Regions from separate parts of the Homo sapiens genome. Here region 2 is linked to region 1. A link is an interaction called in ENCODE POLR2A ChIA-PET data of the cell type or tissue named here. Cell type or tissue: K562. All regions are shown on one strand.

Evidence for each region. Peaks named below come from ENCODE experiments on the same cell type or tissue, not always from the same donor. Only the 100,000 strongest peaks of a DNase experiment are listed, where the experiment ranks them.
Region 2: POLR2A ChIA-PET joins it to region 1 with 5 read pairs; 2 of 35 experiments call an interaction of 5 or more read pairs at or near these places.

Annotation. Positions count from the first base shown.
Region 1 is chr12:131,133,298-131,137,297 of GRCh38, forward strand. It overlaps ADGRD1 (adhesion G protein-coupled receptor D1), which reads left to right. Exons shown (of 25, transcript NM_198827.5): 22 at 2,740-2,866; 23 at 3,676-3,717. Among named protein-coding and RNA genes, the nearest start is that of LINC01257, 30 kb to the right of the region's middle. In K562, no CTCF peak of the experiment used is centred here; no DNase peak of the experiment used is centred here; H3K27me3 peaks cover 1,939 bases.
Region 2 is chr12:130,945,997-130,949,996 of GRCh38, forward strand. No RefSeq gene overlaps it. Among named protein-coding and RNA genes, the nearest start is that of ADGRD1, 5.9 kb to the right of the region's middle. In K562, no CTCF peak of the experiment used is centred here; a DNase peak (open chromatin) is centred at 2,396; H3K27me3 peaks cover 385 bases.

The sequences.
Region 1 (4,000 bases):
CCAGAACACCCCTGTGCACCTGCCCCGCACCTGTGCACCGCCTTCCATCTCTACCCCACTGCGCCCCATCCTCCCATCAGTGCCCACCCAGGAAGCAGCTTCTGTCCACTGCCTTTGCTTCTCCATGGAAATGTCCTCCAAGCGACAGGCTGGCACTGTGTCTGCAGCTCTTGTGAAGGCTCGAGGTAGCGTGCCCCGGGAGAGCATGCCCAGGTCTTTGCAGGGCACAGCTGAAGGCATTGCCCATCCTTCCCACCTGCGTCTGCACCTGGCAGCCCAGGGATGCGTCCCTTCCGGGGAGGTGCAGGCAGGCATCTCTGGGGACAGACCGCTCTGGGTCCCTCTCCATTGTGCAACCCAGCACATTTCCCAATGCCTTCAGCTCCTCTCCTTTGGGCGGCCAGGTCTGCCCCTCAGGGATGCTTCCTCACAATCTTCTTAGTGTGGATTGTGTAACACTTGACTCCCAGGGCTGAGGAAGCACAGCCAGGGAGCAGGCGCCAGGCAGGAAGAGGCAGTCACTGCATCGTGAGGAAGCTTCCCCAGCACCTTGCTATTCTTCATCCTCTGGTTTTATTCTAGTGATTTTCTTAGTGCCAAGCAGCCCAGTACTCAGTGAATAACAAGATAAGATTCTTCCTCAGGGGCCCTCCACAGGGTTGGCTTTCACTTCCCTGCCACCCCCCTACCCCAAGAAAAGTGGAGAATAGAATAAGTGAGGTCTGAGCAGGGGGAGAAGCCTGGCTTTCACTTTTTAAAAAAGTCTCTGTTTATTGATTGTGATTCCAGACTCCTGAAAAAGAAGCAGAGAATGGTCAGGTTTTACAAGTGGGACCCTGGGGGCGGGGGCGTGAGGGTGAGACCCCCACAGAAGTGCACCCACGAGCAGGTGGGCTGTGGGGCCTGGAGACTCAGGGCCTGAGCCCCCTAGGCCAGGGCCAACCTTGGGGGAGCAGAAGGGGGTCATAGATCAGAGAGGAAAGCACACCCCCTGCCTAGAGCCTCCTTCAGATCCAGGGACCCCTCTTCTTCTGCTTTTGACCAGGGACACTGACAGCTCTGGCCGTGTTGAGAGTCCGCAGAGCTTCAGCTCAGCGTCTTCCCCCAAGATCTTCTTCTATTGTTCATTTTAAGAAAAGTCAAACCATCACTTTAAAAGTAGCACATTTTGGTACTTATTTCTCAGTGATTGATCCTTTCAGATACGGTTTCCCGGGACCTAAAGATTGTAGCTGAATAATGCATGATATTGTTGTTTCCCAGAAACAGGTGTTTTATTTTTATTGCATTAGCATTATGAGAACAAGCTGGCTGCGGCTTCTCTGAGAGCTGAAGTGCTGGAACACTTCTGGGTTTTACAGGCACCGGTTGCCCGGAGCTGTCAGTGCCAGGCTCTTGGTCTCTTGACAAGGAAGCTCATTATGGCCGCATCTCACCTCCTCCGGGGAGGTGCCAGATCTGTGTGCAGCACTGCTGCATGGCCGTCCACTTGTTCATCATTCATTCATTCATTCATTCATTCAATGTTTATTTCCTGAGAGCCTCTGAGTCCTGGTGCTGGGATGCACTTTGGGGTTACAGAGACAAAAAGACCAAGCTCCAGCCTTTAAGGAACCCACAGTCTATGAGGGAGACAATCTCAGTCACTGGCCTGAGTGATGAGGGGTAAACCGAGGCATGTGACAGTGGCTGACCTGGGCAGCAGGAACTCCGCTAGTCTCTAGACTTTTCTCTAAAGCTCAAAGGCAGAAGGTCCCTGCTGTGGAAAGCCCAGCTGTTTCAGAAGTCAGGATGGACTGGGCTTGAGGTAGTTGGCCATGATTGACACAGCACATCAGGAATGGCTTTGAGGCAGGCAGCTGGTGTGCCCAGTCAGAGCAGGTGCTAACTGGCCCAGGTGGGGACGTCTGCATACCCTCTGGTTCTGCCCCTGATGAAACCCTGTATCACCTTAGCCATTACCAGGGGCTGTGGGGCCTCAGTTTCCTTATTATACAATGGGGTCAATATATAACCTGCCTCTCCTGTGTCAAGAGGGCCCATGGGCTCTAGGGAGATAAAAACGCATGCTGATGGGGCTGGTGTGTTCAGCGATGGGGCTCTGTCAGTTCACAGTGCAGTTCAGCAAGCCCTTGTTTAGCACGTCCTTTGAGCATGAGCAGGGCCATGAAGATGACCACTTGGCCCTGCCCTCTGAGAACTCACCGTCAGTGTCACAGGAGGGCTCGGGTGATCAGCGGGGGACACGCGGGCTGCAGCCCAGTGAGGCCTGGAGAAATCTTCCTGGCCATGGCCTCATTTCAGGCCCAGGCCTCATTGCACCCTTCCAAGCGTCTCACAGGAGGCCTGGGTTCTGGACGCTGCGGGGGATGCTCTGCTGCTTCAGTCCCCCGAATCTCTCCCCTCCGTCCTGGTTCCTCCTCATCTTTGCAAACAGCTCAAATGCAAGCCCTGGGCCTGGACAGATTCTCCCTATGGCCTAGGTGAGCCCTGGGTGCTACCTGAACTTTTCCAGAGCTCTCTCCCACCCACCAGCTGTAAGGGGATGGAGGTGTGGAAACACCGAGGCTCCTCCCAGGTAAATGCCTCAACCAGGGCTACCTGCAGGGAGGACCCCAGGTCTTGCTCCCGGCAGGGCGGTGCCTGCACCCATCTGGAAGCCTGGCGTCTCGAGGGCAGTCCTCACAGCCTGCACCTGCCCTCCTGCCACTCAGGGTGACTGTCACTGTTTCTCTCCAGGTTGACAGCCAAGGCAGTGGCCGTGCTGCTGCCCATCCTGGGTACCTCGTGGGTCTTTGGCGTGCTTGCTGTCAACGGTTGTGCTGTGGTTTTCCAGTACATGTTTGCCACGCTCAACTCCCTGCAGGTGAGAGCCGCGGGGACTGGCGGGGAGGCAGGGCCGCCAGCCATCAGGAGCAGGCTTGCAGGGAGCTAGGGCTGCAGGGGCAGGAGGGAGGCCTGCCCTCCCGGCCACACCTTAGGAGCCTGTAATGCGGGGCATCCCCGAAGCCTGAGGACTCTCAGAAAGTGGGGCCTGCAGGATCCTGACCCCTTCAGGGCGGGGCTGCCTATGCTTCTGGCCAGCATCTGTAGTTGGCATGTCCTGGCTGGGAATGGAGGACAGTAAGACAGTCTGCCTGTGGCAGCTCTGGAAAGAAAGGCAGAGAGGTGGCCAGGGCGGTCCCCCAGGTGCTGCCCTCTGTGTGAAGGGCCAGGGAGGGTCATCTGGGAACCAAAGACTTGGGATGCGCAGGGTCAGGGCCCTCAGACCCACAGGCCCCCAAGGAAGGGCAGGCATGGGTCCCCATCGCCATCCATGGCCCTCCCAGCCCTCCCTGGGCTACTCAAGTTGCGTCTGTGTCTGCAGGCCAGTGGCACGTCTTCCGGAAGTGCCTGCCCTTGCCCACGCTGAGCCTGCCTGGGAACCCACCTGCTGCCGCACCTATGCCCACGCAGCACCCCCTCTCTGAACTCGGTCCGAGCAGCTGCCTGATTCTAGGTTGGATCATGGTGGGACCCAGGACGCCTCTCCGTCCTCACGGGCCCCAGGTCATGGGACCTGGTGTCACAGTGTGCGGTGCCAGTGCCACTCCCAGGCTGCATGGGAGGAACCTCCAGTGTTCCTAACTACGTGCAAAGGGCTCTAATCTCTGCGTTTCTTCCCTTTCTTCCCAGGGACTGTTCATATTCCTCTTTCATTGTCTCCTGAATTCAGAGGTACGTCCGCTCTGCTTGCTGGCAGGTGCAGGTGCAGCTGGCTTTTCCTTTCCGAAAGGTCACAGGAGCAGGAACAGCGCTGCCCTGTCAGGGTGGTGTCTGGGACTCAAATCCTGAGCCAGCCACGTTCCTGATGCCAAGTTGTGTGCCCTGGGGCCTGCTGCTGAGCAGCTCTTCTCTCCCCGCCTAGTTGCTAAGCGATATGCAAGCATCCTCTCTCCCTGGAGAATTGGCGACTGCATCTTAGGGAGAGTGAGATGTAGGCGTGCTCCCCACAGTCCTC
Region 2 (4,000 bases), 190 kb before region 1:
TAGTATTTATGCCAGGAAATGGGGAAAAGTCTTCTCTGCTAGGTCATTAATGCATGTGTGTCCTTGCATGTGTGGGTGTGTGCAGATGTGTGTGTTTATGTGCATGTGTGTAAGGTATGTGTGTTGGTGTGTTTATGTGCATGTGTGTAAGGTATGTGTGTTGGTGTGTATATGTGCATGTGTGTGTGATATGTGTGTTAAGTCAATCAGGCGAGTTGAGCTGGGTTTGGGTTCTGTTGCTATGGTTGCCTTCAGTCCACTGGTAGCTTCACATTCCTCTGGCAGAATCTTGCGCTTTGGGTGGGGTTTGGTTTGGCAGAAGGTTTTTCTCAGTGTTTCTGCTCTACTTTCAGTTTTAAGTGTTTCTTGTGTGCCAGAATGTCAGAGCGGCTCTCCTCTGGCTCCTACCCTCTCAGTCCTAGAACGCTGGATCTTGCAAGCCTGGGCATGGGGAATAGAGAAGGTTCTGAGGCCCGGCCTCAGTCTTAGGTGGACTTTGTGTCTCTGTGTCTTGAGATGGATTTTCTTGGTGGCCCTGCCCCTCTCCCATTTGAAGGAGATCTTTGATGATCTGGACCCAGGAGAGTTTCTGCCTCTGCCCTGGGAATAGAGGGTAGTTTCTCCCCACTGCATCCCAGAGGTTCTTCCCTGTGCCCTGCGGCTGGCAGGGCTGGCTGTCCTTCCCCCAGCAGCACAAGGACTGCTTGTGCTTTGTTCCTTGGGGAGAAAGGTCCAGGCAGGGCTTTGTGCCCTTGCACAGTGATGGCCACTCACTTCTCCAGCTGTGCAGAGTGGTTCTCTCCAGCCTCCTGCCTGCCCCCAGTCCTTCTTCTGTACCTGCTGGGCATCCAGGGAGAAGAGGCCGAGATGGGAACAAACTTCCTTGGTGTGCAGCTGCCAGCAGTCTATGCTCTCTCTCCAGCCTACACCAGCCTTTAGAAATCCATCAAAAGCTTTTGCTGAATGCTTCTTACCTGTTGAGCTCACGCTCTGCCACCTGCGAGATGACGCTCATGTCCCATTTCTCCTTAGACCTATCTTCCCCTAGATTTCGGGCAGGGTGATTTCCTTGAACCTCAGCTCTCTGATGGGTTCAAGAAAAGTTAAGATTTTGTAGATTACCTGGCTTTTTCTCGTGATGGGAGTGATGTTCTTTCCAGCTTTTTACATCCCAGGAGGAAAAGCTTGTGGTTTTCATTCTCATGGTTGAGGACAGCTGCTCCACCTCAGCTTAGCATTTCCACATTCCAGCCAGAAAGGTCAAGGTCAGAAGCCTTCAGGAAGAACAAAGGTCAAAAGGAGTTTGCCTTTTCAAAATGTCTTCTCAGAAGCCCATTCAAGAGACTTCTGCCTGTCTCTCATTGCCTGTAGGTCACATGGCCACCCCTAGCTGAAAGGGAAGTAACCTTTTTACTTGTGCATATTGGCACCCAAATATATTTGCAATTCTGCATACAGAGAAAGAAGAGAACAGATTTGAGTAGGCAATTAGCAATGTCCTCTGTGCATATTCTTGCTGAAAACACTCCTTACCAACTAAGCAGTTTGTTACACTTTCATCCTTGCTCTCATTGTCCTTGAAAACTGGATAAAAGCTATGGACCTTCTCCCCCCAAAATTCACATATGCACATTCAAAATGTGCACGTGGGCCGGGCATGGTGGCTCACGCCTGTAATCCTAGCACTTTGGAAGGCTGAGGCGGGCAGATCACCTGACATCAGGAGTTCGAGACCAGCCTGGCGAATACGGTGAAAACCCACCTCTACTAAAAATACAAAAAATTAGCCAGGCGTGGTGGTAGGTGCCTGTAATCCCAGCTACTTGGGAGGTTGAGGCAGGAGAATCGCTTGAGCCCTGGAGGTGGAGGTTGCAGTGAGTGGAGATCATGCCACTGCACTCCAGCCTGGGTGACAAAGTGAGACTCCGTCACCAAAAAAAAAAAAAAAAAAAAAAAGTATATGTGATCCAGAGCATTTCCTGATCCCTGAAGTCTATCCGTGAATGCCTTTGGGATCCTTGGTGATACAGGAGCTAAAAAGAAATGATTTAGGTGGTTAGTGAAGGTACGGGAGTCCTTGGTAAGGTTTCCTTTTAATAAGAAAGCAGCCTCCAAGTCATTTCTTTTCTAACAAAAAGCAGCCTGAAAAATCAAGCTGCCAGTGTAGATAAGTAAGCTGGAAGCCTGCATAGGGGAATGCTGGCAGCTGTGCCAATAGAAAAGGGAAACCTGGAAGCCAGGTATGTTCAACATGGAGGTTCCCTCTTCCCTTTTCTTTGTCGCCACGTGTGCGGGCGTCATGGTGCCAGCCAAGTAAAGACTCCATTTGCATAATAAAAGATTAGAGTGGGATAGCCAGCCTCTTCCGGGCTATGTAAATGGCATATCTGGTCCAACCAATCCACTACACCCTATGTAAATCGACACCGCCTCCTCAAGCTCATCTATGAAATCAAACACATCTCACCCCAAACCCAGAAACCCGCTGGGTCCCCCTCCCTTTACACAAGGCAGCGCTCTTCTTTCTTTCGCCTATTAAACTTTCTGCTCTTAAACCTACTCCTTGTGTGTCCATGTCTTTGATTTCCTTAGCAGGAGACAACAAACCCCGGGGATTTCCCCAGACAAACGATGCTGCTTCATTGGGACTAACTTACGCGAGTGTCTCGTTCTTGGTTCTCTGAGAGCAGAGCCCAGTGCCAACACTCACGTGTGAGCAGTGCTTTAGAGTGTGAGTCCAGGGGGCCAAAGTGGGGGACGGGGGCAACAGACACAGAAGTGGGGAAGCGGCAATGCAGGGAAATGCTACCGTGTTGCAACCATGATGGTTGGAGGGAGAAAAGCGGGTTTGTCCACTGGATCCTGCACTTCATGGGCTCGAGTACCTCACGTTTCTGGGTGCTTATGCCTGAGGCTGCAGGGCTTTCCCGGGCCTCCCATCTGCTGAGTCAGAGACCCCAGGGTGGAGCATGCTCTGGCTTCTGAGGGCATCGCCATCAGGAGCAACGCTGGTGGAAGCCAGTGTGAAGCTGATCATCCTACTGGTAGGTGGATAAGAAGTAGGGCAGAGAAGATTTAAAGAGGTGAATGAAAGGGGCCCCGTACACAGGCCCTCTTGATTATGTTGTTGACTCTCTCCAGCCTCAGCCCCTGCCACTTTCCCTACTTGTGCCTACTCTTCATTGAATATATAATTAATTGTGGTTTCTCAAATCTGTGTCACTGACCAGGACTCTTAATGACCAGGGACAGAAACCAAGCTCAAACTTGCTTGAGCCTAACATAAATTTCTCGGTGCCTGTCAGGGAATGCTGGCTTTAGGTCTTGTAGGATCCAAGGGCTCAGCTGACAGCATCAGGTTTTCTCTTGACCCTCTCCAAGGCTAGGCGGCTAGAGTCTCTATGTTTGCTTGTTATCTTCAGCTCTGTGTAATTCTTTTCTTTGTTGTGGGAAAAATGGGCATCACCAGCCTTGATTGAAGACCATTCTGGATTAGCAACTGCAGTGGCGGAGGGAGTCTTTTCTCTCCCATGGTCAATCTATTGATCCCGGGGAAGACACTGATTGGTTCTGAGTGGGTCACATGTACACCTTTGGGCCATTCACAGTGCCTGTGGTATGGAGGAGCTGCAAGTGTTCCCACTGGGTCACAACTCCCCCGCAACACCTGCAGCTTCTGACAGTCCCGTCTGAGCTCACGGGTCGGTGGAAGAAACGTCCTTCAAAAGGAAAGCCGACAGGAGCCGGAGGGGAGGCTGGGCTGGTAGAAACAACACACGCCCATGGTCCATGGCATGCTGCATCGGAGCTTTAGCCCATTCCATAGCTTCTTTCCAGAATGTCCCATCCCTTAACCACTCAGAGAAAGAATTCTTGAACTCCTTCGTGTGACTTTCACAGTGAATTCGCCCCCAGGCTTCTAACACCGTTCATTTCCATGTACGTTGTGTGCTGCACACCCCTCCTAGCACACTGCTTACGAACTGCTGCTCCGCCTTGC